2 separate regions of the Mus musculus genome follow, and region 2 is linked to region 1. The links are chromatin loops, found by intact Hi-C in ENCODE. Cell type or tissue: left cerebral cortex. All regions are shown on one strand.

Region 1 (8,000 bases):
GACAGCAAGTTTGGGTCTAATGTAACTCTTGTTTTATTTTGACCTACTAAAAGGCTCTCACATAATGATTCATCCCTTCTACAGAAATGAGATGTCAGGATGCAAAGGGCACCACATCCCGTCAACAGGCCATGTTTGTCTCCCAGAAGCACCTCAGGGAATTTTAACAGCAAGCACCATCTTCTGAGCCCTTCATGAGACTAACATCCGCTGGCTTCCTTTTCCACATCTGTAGGAGTAAAATTAGCAAGCAGTATGGAATCTGAGTTCTCCCCAGAGTTCAGTCAAAGGTCAGAGCTACCTTTGGGTAATTCATAGGGGAAAAAAGTTGCATAATAAAAATAATGATGTGGCATATGAATGTGGTTCCAATAGAACCATACCCTTTCAGCAGCCAGCTATATACCAACTCTCCATTTTCTGCTTGTTGTGTTTCTTAACACAGCTCTTTTTGCATCTGCCAGTGACTAAAATGTTTACCACCTCCTTGGTCTATTACTCTTGTTGCCTCAGGTCACAGAACATTCCAGTCGAGTTGCAAATTATTAGGACTGATTTTTTTTTATGCCTGTGCTGTCTAGAAAATATGCATGCATGTGTCCTCATCCTTACCCCGTGTTCACTGTCCTATACTGCTAGGATCTCTTTGTCCCTCCATTAGCCCCAATAAATTACAGTTGATTATAGCTCAGTCCCTTCTATAGTGGGTTAAATGCAGTAAAATGAGCAGGAAAATAGCAAACAAGGCCTTGGGGTGACATCAACACCCTGTAATAGCTTACTTTTACCTCTGATATTTTCACAGATGATTCTATCTGAAATTCCTCAATTTGGGATAATGATGCTGAAAGTGTATAATGTGAGTATTTGTGGTTGAGCCACAGATGATGGTAATAGTAGTGGCAGAAAGGTTGTATGTGGGTAAAAATCTAGCTCAGTGTAAAAGGCTGCTGAAGGCTAACTACACTCATGCTCAAATAAGTCCTGATGCAGTGGTCCTATCTGTAACATTAATAGGTTTTGATGTTTATTTTTTAAAAGAATAGAAGGAGAATCTCTGACAGAAAATTAAATAATAATAATAATAATAATAATAATAATAGTAAATAATAATAATAATAAACAAGTCTCTGGATTTAAAAAAAATTCCAGATCTGGGGACCCAGGATTCAATCCCCATCACTACAAAAATAAATATAAAGAAAAGGTGGGGGGGGGGGCATGTACCTAAAACTTCTCATTCACTGTGATCATTAAGCATTTTATTTGAGCCACCTATGACAATGAGGACATCTGACTATGGCTCCACCTGTACCTAACTATAAGGACCACTGCTATATATAGCATGAGGTGTTCAACTCTTTATTGAAACTCCATTTACCCACCCCGCCCCATGTTTTTGTTTCTTGAGTAGCTTTAGATAGAGAAATAATGACCACAGTGAAAAGCTCTCTCTGGGATGGGAAGATTAAGCTGAAATTTAGTAGGGACCTGAGATGTACAGAACCAGGAACAAGAGAAGTTTGATCTATGCCTTAGCTTGGGTTTTATTGCTGTGAAGAGACAACATGACCAAGGCAAATCTTATAAAAGAAAATATTTAACTGGGGCTGGCTTACAGTTTCAGAAGTTCAGTCCATTATCTTCATGGTGGGAAGTATAGCAGCATGCAGGCAGACATGCTGGATGAAGTAGATGAGAGTTCTACATCTTGATCCGAAGACAGTCAGGAGGAGACTTCTCTGCAGGCAGCTAGGAGGGGACTCTCTTCCACACCTACATGGGGGAAACTTTAGCCTCAAAGACTATGAACACAGTGACACACTTCCTCCAACAAGGTCACACCCATTCCAACAAGGTCACACCTCCTAACAGTGCTGCTTCCCATGGCTAAGCATATTCAAACTACTAGAGTCTGTCATCTCCCCCAACTCCCTGCATCCACCAAATATGATCCTTCCTGGCCCCAAGCCTTTACTTCTTCAGACCCTCTCTAGTCTGAAATTTTACTCAGACACTTCATTTAATTCTTGCCAAACAATTCACTATGCTGTAAGTTATTATGCAAAAGTCCTCACCACACCTTGGAATCACATCCTTCTTAGAGACTTACCTTTAACCCCCACTCTAATCTAGGTATCCTTTCTGATTATCTGCTCTTCATTTTACCCTAAACACCAGTACCCTGCATGATAAAACTATAGCAAACACACTAATGGTGTTCTTCATTGTGTTGGGCAAAAGTATTCTTCTCTAGTCTCCAAAGTGTGTTCCTTAAAAGCTATATTGATTTTCTCACTCATTTCTTTATGCCCCCTCTCATGCTACATACACTGAGACACCTTCAAGAGCCTCAATGTCCTCCATACTCCTACACTTCTAGGTAAATGGACTTGATTTCCTTCGAAAGCCCAAGTGTCCTGCCTCTGTCCTTGATACCTTCTCTCAGACTTTAGTTCTTCATTCTATTCTCCACAGACAAACTTCTCCCTCCTGACACTTGGATACCCTCAAATTATTCCTTGCCTTAAACCAAAGGCCGAAAGGAAAACATGTGAAACAAGACATCTCTTCTCCCTACCCAACTATGTCTAAATGGCTCCTTTTAATGCTTCCTCCAGCCTAGTCATAAATCCTCACATACCCTCCCTAACCATATTAATGATTTTCCCTTCTGTAGAAATCATCCGTCAAACACTATTTCTTAAAAAGAAATTCCTAGGTCAGAGCATCAGAATATTATTTTACTACATTTCTTACTGAAGCTTGATTGATTTCTTAAATGTACTTAAAAAATCAATATGCAATAGGGAAATAAGTCATAAGTTAAAAGTTCAAGGGATACATACAAACTGCACATGCCTACATGCTTAGCACCCAGTCTAAGGAAAGAACATTATCAAACTCCTAGAATCCAGTGTTCTCTCTCACCCCCTGGAATACACCACCCCACCTTTCACTAACTGTCACACTGGCTTCTGAATCCACATTAATGTTGCCATTTAGTAGTACTCTAAAATAGAAGTGTACAGAATGTACCTTTTTCTGTTTATCTTCTTTTATCAGATATTGGGCCTACTGATTCCTGATGTCTATATTTATGGCTTACTCATTCTTATTGCTGTTTTCTAGCATTACCTGTATATGCTATGATTTATGTATTTTCTGTTGATAAACATTTGGGTAACTTTTAACACAGTTGTATTATTTAATAGTGGTGCTACAAATATCCTACTGTGTATGAGTGTTGAATTTCTTCAGGATGTGTCCCAGAGGTGGAATTTGAGGACAACTTCACTATCAAAAATACCAACAAGGTCCACTCACACTAGCAGTGGATGAGAGTTCTGGCTGCCTGTATGCTCACCAACACTTGGTGGTTTCCTGATCTTTTCATTTTGCCATTGTAATGAGTGTACATTTATGATTTTTAATTCAGTGAATTCAATATCTTCAATCACTCCATATTTAACATGAGAGACTCCCTCCTTTGTACCACAAACTCACTCCTCACTGCAGAACATGTTGGTCTTCAGTGTCTCTTCTCATGTACCTTTCTCTTCCAACACTCTCAGGTCTGCATAATGTTTTTTCCTTTCCTTTACAAATTCTATTCCATGATCCCATTATTTGCTATCATTAAGTCTTACTTCCTTCAAGACAATATATTTACAACAGACAATAAAATTCCACAATTTTATTCACTCAACCAATGGTTACTTTATCCTTTACTAAATTCCTGACTGTTTGGGATACCAAACACTTTGAAAAGAAGCAGAGATGAATTGTTTAAGAAACAATCCTGGTTGGCTAGTTCTAGTGCCCACCTACATACCAGCACCTGGAAGATAGAGGCAGTGGAGTCAGACATTAAAAGTCATCTTTGGCTACATAGTAAGTTCTAAACCCAGTCACCTGGACTAAATGAGATACTACCACAAAAGAATGAAAGAATGAACAAAAGTACAAAAGAAAGAGAGAGATGTGGAAGAAGAAAAACCCTTGCCTTAAACAGCCTACTATCTCCACAACAAACAACAGCAAATCAATCTCCATTGGCAGTACCTAAGCATACCACACTAGAGGTTTGCTGAGACATAGAAATAACTAAAAAGGATAATAAGCAATATGAGCACTCAACCCTAAGACTTCAGTCTCCAGTGTTGGAGAAGAACTCACATATGAAAAGCATGGAGAGTGTCTTTCACACACTAACACTGTTTGGAATGGTTAAAGATGTCTGTGAAATAGAGAATAGAACCCATAGAGAAGTCTGCAAACATACACTGAAGGGCTTCCATACTTTCCCAGGAAGTGACTGAATTCATAAGTCAAGGGATCTACAAATATACTGGGATAACATTGTTTAATTCACTGAAAAAATTATTTTAGTTCCAAAGCTAAGTCAGCCATATGTCCTGGATTTTCCAGGACTCTGCTGATTTAAAATATTTTGTCTTACCAGGCCATGTGTCAGAACACAGCCCACAGCCCATTTAAGGTTAGAAAAATTGTGTTACCATAACCTCATTCCATCCCACATGCCATATTGTTTTTTTCAAATAAATGGTGACCTTGTTTCTGGTGGGTATCCTACACAGAAAACAATCTTGGTTTGTGAGCTTGCAATGTATGCTTATGAATATTCAAATGCACAACTCCAATTAAAATAAGAGCTGAAAGTCTGTGCTACAGGCAAGAAAAAAATACTCTGCTCATAGCTGCATTTGCTTTACTAACAACAGGTTGTAGCCTGACAGCCTGAGGGTAAAAATAATTAATGTTTTGTTCTTACCTTGTTATCATACATCTAATGAATCATATTTTGATTTTGCTTTACATTTGTTGAAGAGCCATAGACAGGTCCAATATAACAGAAGAAGCTGCAACTTTTTTGTCCGGTTCAGATGAGCACTGCTATATTTAGGAGCATTATATAGCTCAGTCTTTACAGAGAGATAAATGCCAGGAAGCCCATTCCAACTAAGAAGAATTTAAGAAGTATCTCAAACTTTAGGTTTACCCAAGAACAATCTGCAGGTCCAGTCCAGAATGCATAAAAGCTACATCATTTAGTGGTGGTGGTACTAGGTACTGAGCATTATACATGCTAGGCAAACACCCTACCACTGAGCTATATCACTAGTTCAATGTCAATTTGACACAACCCAGAGTTATTAGAGAGGAGGGAGCCTCCCCTGAGAAAATAGGTCCTCCATCTATACACAAGCCTGAAGGACATTTTCTTAATGAATTATGAGGGAGCACCCAGTCCAGTGTGGGTGGTGTCATCTCTGGGTTAGTGGTCCTGGGATGTATAAGAAAGCAGAATAGATTTGACCTTAGTACAAGGAGATAGAAATGGATCAATTTGCATTCTTCTACATGATAACCGCCAGTTGTGCCAGCACCATTTGTTGAAAATGCTGTCTTTTTTCCACTGGATGGTTTTAGCTCCCTTGTCAAAGATCAAGTGACCATAGGTGTGTGGATTCATCTCTGGGTCTTCAATTCTGTTCCATTGGTCTACTTGTCTGTCACTATACCAGTACCATGCAGTTTTGATCACAATTGCTCTGTAGTACAGTTTTAGGTCTGGCATGGTGATTCCACCAGGGGTTCTTTTATCCTTGAGAAGAATTTTTGCTATCCTCGGTTTTTTGTTATTCCAGATGAATCTGCCGATTGCCCTTTCTAATTCGTTGAAGAATTGAGTTGGAATTTTGATGGGGATTGCATTGAATCTGTAGATTGCTTTTGGCAAGATAGCCATTTTTACAATGTTGATCCTGCCAATCCATGAGCATGGGAGATCTTTCCATCTTCTGAGATCTTCTTTAATTTCTTTCTTTAGAGACTTGAAGTTCTTATCATACAGATCTTTCACTTCCTTAGTTAAGAGTCACGCCAAGGTATTTTATATTATTTGTGACTATTGAGAAGGGTGTTGTTTCCTTAATTTCTTTCTCAGCCTGTTTATCCTTTGTGTAGAGAAAGGCCATTGACTTGTTTGAGTTAATTTTATATCCAGCTACTTTATTGAAGCTGTTTATCAGGCTTAGGAGTTCTCTGGTGGAATTTTTAGGGTCACTTATATATACTATCATATCATCTGCAAAAAGTGATATTTTGACTTCTTCCTTTCCAATTTGTATCCCCTTGATCTCCTTTTGTTGTCTAATTGCTCTGGCTAGGACTTCAAGTGCAATGTTGAATAGGTAGGGTGAGAGTGGACAGCCTTGTCTAGATATAGCTCTCTCTTGTGAGACTATGCCGGGGCCTAGCAAACACAGAAGTAGATGATCACAGTCAGCTATTGGATGGGTCACATGGCCCCCAATGGAGGAGCTAGAGAAATTACCCAAGGAGCTAAAGGGAACTGCAACCCTATAGGTGGAACAACAATATGAACTAACCAGTACCCGGGAGCTCTTGTCTTTAGCTGCATATGTATCAAAAGATGGCCTAGTCGGCCATCACTGCAAAGAGAGGCCCATTGGACACGCAAACTTTATATGCCCCAGTACAGGGGAACGCCAGGGCCAAAAAGGGGGAGTGGGTGGGTAGGGGATTGGGGGGGGTGGGTATGGGGGACCTTTGGGATAGCATTGAAAATGTAAACGAGGAAAATACCTAATAATAAAAAAAATAAAAAAAATAAAAAAGAAAGCAGAATAAGCAAGTCATGAGGAGTAAACCAGAAAGTATCACCTATCCATGGTGTCTTAGTCAGGGTTTCTATTTCTGCATAAACATCATGACCAAGAAGCAGTTGGGGAGGAAAGGGTTTATTCAGCTTACACTTCCATACTGCTGTTCATCACTAAAGGAAGTCAAGACTGGAACTCAAGCAAGGCAGGAAGCAGGAGCTGATGCAGAGGCCATGGAGGGATGTTCTTTACTGGCTTGCCTCCCCTGGCTTGCTCAGCCTGCTCTCTTATAGAACCCAAGACTACCAGCCCAGAGATGGTCTCACCCACAAGGGGCCTTTCTCCCTTGATCACTAATTGAGAAAATGCCTTACAGCTGGACCTTGTAGAGGCATCTCCCCAACTGAAGTTCCTTTCTCTGTAATAACTCCAGCCTGTGTCAAGTTGACACCCACAACCAGCCAGTACACATGGCATCTGCATTAGTTCTTGCCTCCATGATCCTGCCCTGAATAAATTACTGCCCTCACTGCTTTTGATGAGAAAATGTTATGTGGAACTGTGAGAGAAATAAACCTTTTCCTCCCCAAGGTGTTTTGGTCACAATGCTTCATGGCAACAGAACCCTAATGAAGACAATCTCCCATCTCATTTTACTCTTTATTTTGAGACTAATTCTAAAATTCACTCTGCAGCTCAGGCAAATGTTGAACTTCTAGTTCTTCCGCTTTAGCCTCCAGATTAGAATAGCTGTAAATATATGCATGGAACACCAAACCAGCTGCCACAACTTCTAACAATCTTCTACCTTCTTATTTTGCATCAGTCTGCTTGTCAGTCTCCTTTCCTCTGCCTGATTCTAGCTCTTTGTTCTGAAGATCACTATATGTCTTAGCTTTGTTTATAAGTGTCTTCACTATTACATGAATTCTGGACCACAACAAGAACCCAAAGTTGAACTAGGTAAGTAAGATCTTTTTCTACTTCATTCCTAGCTTTTGAGCATTTTTTCTACTCATTCTAGGATAGAGTTCATTGTACAAGCCCAAATTGCTATACTCCAGAAGATGACCCTACACACAAGCACCTAGAGGCAGGACTAAGTTAATTCACTGTTTGTTTTTGTTTTTGTTTTTGTTTTAAAGCACAGAACATTGGAAAGAAAAGTGGTTGGGGGACAGAGAAGAATTAAGACACTTTGTATACATCTATTCCAAGCAATAAAAAAATGAATAATTCTTATTTGAAATTTGTCACATTAGGTTTAAAGACTTTTCCCTTTACATTATTCAATGTATGTCAAATCTAAAATTTCAGCTTTCGTTTTTTTTTTAATTTTTTAATTAGATG
Region 2 (8,000 bases), 200 kb after region 1:
CTTACTTGCATTGGTAAATAGAAGGAAAAGCACCTTGGGAATTCTCCAGTGAGATGCACACCAGTTGTTCCTATGTAAAATTTGTTTCACAGGCTCATGTGTTGGAACACCCAGTCTCCACCTGGTGGTATTGTTTGAGGGGTTGTGGGACCTTCAGCAGGTAAAGAGCCTAGCTGGAGGAAGTAAATCAGTAAGGGGTATGTATGTCTTGAGGTTTTCAGCCCAACCCCACTTCCAACCCCAGTCTCTCTTAGATTCCTGGTTAACCAGGTTGTAAACAAACCACTTGTGCCACTGTGAAACATACCTCCCCATCCACTAAGAACTGTATTCCCTTCGACTATGAGCCAAAATAAACCCTCACTCAGGTTGCTTCCTGTTGGAAATTTTGTCACAGTGACAAGAAAGGTAGTGAAGCAATGCCTACCTGTGAGTTCAAGATCATGTGAAGACAGCATCTGCCAGTTGTTCAATGCAATGGCAGCACATTCTGGCACTTTAGACTCAAGTTATCTCAACTGCCATCCTCTGTTAACAGGAAGGTCTCTTTTCAGAACATCAGTGGGTGCAGAATGTTCCTTAGTAGTTTCAGCAAGTGAAGAAACCAAAAACATTCAGAACACAAACGAGCTTGAAATCTACCCTGAGCAAAATATACTTAGGAACTTTCGTTTTATCTGTATATCAAGAACTATGGAATTTTTATCCATTACAAGATAACAAGTAAACAATCCATAATGTTGTTGCCCCTGGTAGAGAGTTCACAAGTTCTGGGTCAAAAACAAAAGAGAGTTTACAACTCCTTGAAATAGCAAGAGTATGAGTGAATACATTTGGCCAGTTTGCCAAACCCCAGTTCCCACAAGGTGATGTCATAAATAAGACCAAGTAGCACCTGCCCAAATCATGGATTGTGCAACTTCAGAGAAACTATGAACATAGTAAACTTAATTTTATAAAGAGTGATAAGAATGTCCACTCTTTATCCCACATCAAGACACTATTAGCATCTTCTAAGTTTGGTCACTCAGTAAACATCCTAAAAATAACCTATAACAAAAAGTAATCATTCTCTTTGCTCAGGAAAAAAAAAGTATACTAGAAACTCAAGAGTCATCTCCCCATACCATGCTGACTTATAAACACGAGTTCAACATGGAAATAGCTATAAAATACTTTTAAGTATGGTACCTCCTACCCAATTATGTATAAATTACTTAAATGAAATAAAATGCTAATTGCACTAGGCACGTTCCAGGTGTTCAGTGGCCATGTGTGATTGATTATTGGTTATAATATTGGACAGAATAGTCAAGATTTGTAGTCAGCTATACAATTAGTTGATCAGCCACATGTAAGGAAGAATGTATATGATTCAGGTCATCCAGTATATGTAGGTAACTTTGCCTTGTTCTAGGAAAACATGTTACAGCCTGCAGTGAAGACCAGCCTTGTTGAACAAATAAATGCAGCAGTTAAACAGACAGACAAGTTAAAGATCCAACTCACTGTACAGGGCCAAAGAAGGAGAAGAAGGTAGAAGAGTAGGGATCTAGAACTCTGTTGCAAAGAAGACAGAAATAGTAACATGGCTCAGAAATGAAGAACAGCGGATTGTTCAGCAGGATGAGGAAACCTAGTTCTAAGGGAACTATGAAACCCTCAAAGGACCTATAGAAGCAAGAGACACAGTGACTCTAACCCTCCCATGAAGAGCCCTTAACAGGACTGATGGATTAGAAAGAGAGCTGGCCAGACTCTTGAAGGCCTTTTCAGAGGCTTAGACCAAGAGTATGGCTGATCTTAAAAAGAAGTTTAAAAAATAACAATGGCAATAAACCCCTGAAAGATTAATGCAAATAGGATACATTTTAGAGAGAAAAAAAATTAGAATCCAAAGCAAACCAAGAGGCTTTAGATTCTTTGCCAAGGATCCAAACAGAGGAAAAGGCCAGGGCCACCTTCAGGTCACAGTCAGAGGACTGCAGCTACTCTTCTCCTACCTTCTCACTCTTGGGCTGCAACAAGGTCTATGTTTCTCACTTTCTGGATCTTGGGTGAGTCTGGTAAATAGTTGTCACTCAGTGATGAACAATGAGTCATCAGTAATGGCTGTTTAGTGCCTGTTGATGAATGAATGGCCACGGACAGGGGATACAGAGAAAGGCAGAACTCCCCCAGAGAATCACAATGCCCTCAAATGGCAGACCTTCCCAGTTGAACACTATTGTGAAACCATCATTCAATTACCGTACACAAGCGAAGATGCACCAAGCAGGCTGACTCCAAAAAAAAGCAAGACAAGAAACCAGGCTACTGAGAAAAGGAGCTAAGGTTATTAAAGAATGAAATCCTAAAGTTAAAAAGTCACCAAATAAAAGGAAGACTTTAAAGTAATTGTGATCACAGCTGTAAATCATCTTGGAAAGAAGGCAGGCACAACGTTAACCAAAGAGGAGGTGATAGGATCTGGCTCAAGGATGAGGGCCAGAAAAAGAGAGGCTGGGAGATTTTTGGCTACTTTGGAGGCTGAATCAATAGAAGTTGGTAATTGACAAACTAAAATGTGACAGAGGAATAAGAGTAAATAAGTTTCCTGATATGAGAGCTGTAGGCATCAGGGTCAAGAAAGGCATTATACATTCAGTTTAGAAAATGCACAGTAGGTAGGCATGTTTGTTGGTATCTGATGGAGGGGCTGGTTATGTGAACTCAAGCAGAGAGGAATTAAGCTATGAACTTGGCTGTATAAGCTCCATAGAACATCAGGTTGTCTGGGGAGTGACACACATCACAAAAGAAAAACTATGCACAGGCTGAACATGTGACAGGAGAGAGCTGAGCAGGGAGAATGCAAAAAGTTCTCTAAAAATCAAAATAACTAAAACTTACAGCTCTCCACTTTGTTTGCTTTGTTGGAGGCCAATACTTCACACAAAGCAATTGTGAATCTCCTATGGTTTCCTAGGATGCACACTATAAATGAAAATAGCTTCTCTCTCTATTTCAATATTTTAGCTGCATTTGGGTTTTTAAAAACATAGAGTGCAGGGATGTTTTTGTGTACTTATGTAATGGAGACTGTGTGGGCATATTTTGCATTGCACAGCCTTTGTGTTGAAAGGATGAAAGCCTAAAATGGATCTTGTATGAAATATGGGTAACTGCACACATCCCATCACATGTCACAACAGTAATTGGTACAAATTGTATTATACTTTACTTCTCCTCTGTCACAAGTGCCTATTTTATTCTAGACATACTAAATCAACACACATCTAACTAACTCAATTACAAAACCGGTGTAACCAAATCCAAAGCAGCTGGGATTTTAATGGGGATTTCTGACTGCTGTTTAGACGGTTCCTCTGTTACATGCAGAATGTACATCTCTAATGCAATCAAAGTCAAGAGAAAACTCAAGGTGGATTTGGAATCTAAGAACAAAATAGAAGATCTCTTCACTGTTACAGTCACAGAACAGCATGAGGAAGCAGCTCTTCTCACTTCCCAGCACAAATCCAGTGGGAACCATTCAAAAGGAACACAAGCGTTAGTTTCACAGGATGTACAAACCTGTACTTGTGAATTCATCTGCTGACCCATACAGAAGGAAAAGGGAGGGAATCCACATGTGTGTAGGGAGTCAGCTTAGCCATATGAAGTATTGAAAAAAAAACAGATAATGAAAGAACAGAAAGAAAAGAACTGGGTCATGTGGAGGAGGGCCATGGGAACACGGAGAGACAGTGCACTCATGAGCTCACAGCAACTGTGACTGCCAGCATAGGCTTTACTTACACTGGAGTTCCTAACATTCAATTATAAAGGAGACAGTTATGGGATGCCATTAGTGGTGTGGCCACTGGTGAGTTACCAGTGCACATGTGAGTTACATCTGATTACACTTGGTGGGTCACAAGGCCAAACAACAACAAAAACAAAAAACCAAAATAACAACACACAAAACTGTGAGGCCATGGGTGTTGGGGAAAGAGGGAGTGGAAGAGAACCTGCGTCCCTCCAGAGTTCCTATGCTCTGGGCAGGTGGACTTGGCCCCGGGTGGGTGTCTGGCTGTGTAAAGCCACTGACCCCACATGGCAGGTGGTGGACAAGGGACAGCCCTAGGTACCAGGTTCCCAGCCTCCCACATCCCACGCTGAATACAGCAACAGAATAGGGTCCCCGGGGCAGCACTCAGCCCCCGGGATGAAGGGAGGAGAGGGCAGGGGGAGATGAGGTGCTGGATGGTTCCCACACGGGCAAGAGTCCTTGGTCAGGTCCTTGGTCAGGTCCGTGGCTGGAGCGCAGGATGGCCTTCTGTTGGTAGGTTAGTGGTGGCTCCGTAGGAGAAAGCCCATCCCATCATTCAAGCATGGCAGGCCTTGATGATCAGAGACAATCTATGGTTTTAGAGCTTTATTGTAGAAAGGCAGGGGGAGAGAGAGAGGCCACCCATGACCACTTGGAGAGAGGGCATAAGAGAAAGAGAGAAGGAGGGCTAAAGAGTAAGAAAGGTGAGGGCTTAAAGAGAGCAAGGAGGGGCCAAGCAGCCCCTCTTATAGTGGGCTGGGCTATGTTGCTGTTGCCAGGTAACTGTGGGGGTGGAGTCCAGCCAGAATGCCAGAAGCTTGGGACATTGTCTGTGTGACTGATAGTCACAGAATTATGGACAGGCACCTGATTCTGGGAACGTGGCTCACCTTTCTGTCCCTTGAAGATTTCTCTACTGGGTCACTGGAGCAAGCCCCATTCAACCAAAATAGGCTACCTATCACAGCCCCACACAAAACTCCAAAAGCAGAATTGGAAGGATGGGGACTTAACCAGAGGATGGGAATAGAGGGAAGGAAGAACTAGCAGGGAAATTAGTCTAGCCAGAACATATTATATATGTGTATGAAACTATCAACAAATAAATTAGTTTTAAAAAGAAAAAGTTATAAAAATTTAAAAGTGAATGCCACTAAATTTGAACTCCCTTACACAGGTTCTTTCCTGTGGGTAACACTGGAATAGTGTGTGTCTGTGTCTTTGTATACCTACACATATCTGTGAAGGCGGTATATACGTGTGGGTGTTGTTACTCAGTAACCCTCCACTTTATATTTTGAGACAAGGCCTTTCAGTGGGATCTGGGACTCAATGATTAGGCTACCCTAGCTGGTCAGTGCACATGAGGCTTCCTCGTGCACTGTCTCAATGCTGGAATTACAATAATGCACCACCATTCCTAGATTTTTATGTGAGTGCCGGGGGTCAAAATGGGATCCTCAGATTTCATAGCAACCATTTTACCAAGTGATCTATTCTTCTCAGCTGCCCTCCAACTTCCAACCTTATTGCTTGAGGTCATTTTCTTCAAGCATTCTTCGTCCCATAAGCCATAGAAATTTCCCCTGGCCTTACCACATCTAAGAGTAAATGTTGGCTTTCCTCTTCATATTTATGTCCCTATTAGTGAATGCAAAGCCTTGCTCAGCTATAGCTCTTCCTGAGCTGTGCAGTGCTCTGGCAAGCCTACCTTTCTTTCTTCTGGCAAACGGATCCCTGGGCCTGTTGCTAAGCCTCCTTCCTGCACCATTTAATACATACCCACTTGATTACATTCATACTTTCCAAATGCCTGATGTCTTCCCCTGGGCTATGATTTGACAAGACTCTTTTTGTGTAGTGAAAACTACAGTGGTCAAATAGCATGTACAATATAAACTTGCTTCCATTAAACAAAACAACTTGAGAAAAATATAAGATCAGATAGCATATCTTTAATCCCAGCACTTAGGAGGAGAGGTGGGCAGAACTCTGAGTTTAAGGCCAGCCTCATCTACGGAGAGAGTTCCAGAATATCCAGGGCTGCTTAAATAAACTGTCTTAGAAAAAAAAAAAAAAAGTTGCAGAACTCTCCATAGCACTATTTCATGGGTGGTGGAAATGTAGACTTTTATCTTTAATGCATTTGTGGTGCTTATCATAATTAATATAAAGAGTAGTTATTCTAAGATTTCATCCTCACATCAAATTACTCCTTTTGATGTACACTTTCTATCTTCACATTCTGGAATGTTTTTAACAAATGAATATTTTTATCCCTGTTCAAATTTGTGTTTGTGTATATGAGTGTGTATTTGTGACCATGCATGAGAGCAGATGTGTGTGTGTGCCTCCTTCATTATCCCTTCAATTACAATGCTTCTCCCACACACTAAAACCCTCAAGATTAAGATAAATTTAGCCATGCATGGTGGCACACACTTTTAATTCCAAGACTCAGAAAGCAGAAGCAGGTGTATCTCTGTGAGTTCTAGGACAGCCAGAGCTATATCGTGAGAACTTGTCTTAAAAATCAATCAATCAATAAATAAATAAATAAATAAATAAAACCACATATGTAGCAGATGATGGCCTTGTCTGGCATCAGTGAGAGGAGAGGGCCTTGGTCCCGTGAAGGCTTGATGCCCCAGTGTAGGGGAATGCCAAGGTGGGGAGGCAGGAATGGGTGGGTGGCTGGGGGAGCAGCCTCTTAGAAGCAGGGGGAAGGGGAATAGGATAGGGAGTTTCTGGAGGGGAAACTGGGAAAGAGGATAACATTTCAAATGTAAATAAATAAAATATCCCATTTTTTTAAAAAAGAAAAGAACAGAAACTGCACCCCCCCCCCAAAAAAGATGAAGGTAAGTTTTATATCAAGCAGTAGACCGTCTACTATCAAAATACAGGTGCCTATGTCAATGTTCTCTAGAAGCCAGACCTTGGACACTGTTTGCTGAATAAGTACAGTGTATGCTGTGATTTGAGAAATGTCTCCTATGGGCCCATGTATTTGAATAGATGGTTCCCTGTGGTTATGGAGACTTCAGGAAGAAGTACATCACTAAGGTGGGTATGGAGAATTTATAGCCTGGCTCCACAGTATGTCCTGTTTCCTGTGTGTGAATGAATTGTGCCTTTCCCACTATAATGAAACACTTTCTCCTAACTTGCTTTTTGTTAGGGGATTTCCTTACAGCAGCAGAAAAGCAACTAATACAGAGCAAATCTCATAATGAGTAAGTCACATTTGCCCTTGGAGCCTGGACCTCTGTGTGATGACTTCACATGCATGTGCTCTGTGTGATGACTTCACATGTGTTTGCTCTGTGTGTGATGACTTCACACGTGTTCATTCTGCAATAGTTATCTTGTTTCCTCTGAAATGCGTATAAGATGCATTAAATTGCACTGGCCTCCCAAAACTCATCTTTGCTTTGTTTCAGCTGTCGTTGATATTACCAAAACCAGATTTTCTAATAGATTCATTAGTCATTCCTAACAACTGCTTGAAAACACCAAAACCCTTTTCAAAAGGCCAAAAGATACAGTGGTCTATAAGTGTCAATAGTAACCCTTAGCTTCCTCAGAACCCATAAGATAAATTATGCAACCTTTTATGCCTCTTTATATACCCCTGCTATTCCAGTGCCTTAGCTGTCTGTCAGCACCTAATTATACTTCCAATGACTAGAGACAGACTATCTTTTTGTCCCCACAAATAAGAATTTATAGCTTTCCAGTCCACATGTCACCCAGCAAACACCAGAGGATGAATATCCTACAAGAAGTCAATGATAGCCAAAGAAGAATAAGCCCCGCCAGGCCCAGTGGTGCAGCCAGCAGAAGGCCTTCCCCAATTCTAGTTGCCATGGCAAATGATCTAATGAAAAATGCTACCATTCTGAGTTCATCACCAGAGGATGATTAGGATGTAAATAAGGAGACATAAGCGATAACATTACAGGTCGCACCAAAGGCACATGCCATAAGAGTGGCTATGGCTTATCACAAATGAACCCTGAAGCCCTTTTCAGAATCCACTGTTTCTCATTTTGATCTCTGTAAACTTCCATTATATCACATAGAAATATGCAACAATTAAGTCAATTTAAATTTTAAATGGATTTTGGGCAAGTGGAGTGATGTCTGTCGTTTTACTCACTGTAGGGTATGCATAGAGCATTGG

Evidence for each region. Peaks named below come from ENCODE experiments on the same cell type or tissue, not always from the same donor. Only the 100,000 strongest peaks of a DNase experiment are listed, where the experiment ranks them.
Region 2: it touches region 1 in a loop (6-fold over the local background); 2 of 42 quality-filtered maps call a loop at or near these places.

What each region holds. Positions count from the first base shown.
Region 1 is chr14:123,229,481-123,237,480 of GRCm38, reverse strand. The region is part of intron 1 of Gm33906 (a long non-coding RNA gene); the gene reads right to left. Among named protein-coding and RNA genes, the nearest start is that of AA536875, 65 kb to the right of the region's middle. In left cerebral cortex, no CTCF peak of the experiment used is centred here; a DNase peak (open chromatin) is centred at 4,491.
Region 2 is chr14:123,033,156-123,041,155 of GRCm38, reverse strand. No RefSeq gene overlaps it. Among named protein-coding and RNA genes, the nearest start is that of Gm33906, 6.1 kb to the left of the region's middle. In left cerebral cortex, no CTCF peak of the experiment used is centred here; DNase peaks (open chromatin) are centred at 3,192 and 3,684; H3K27ac peaks cover 1,121 bases.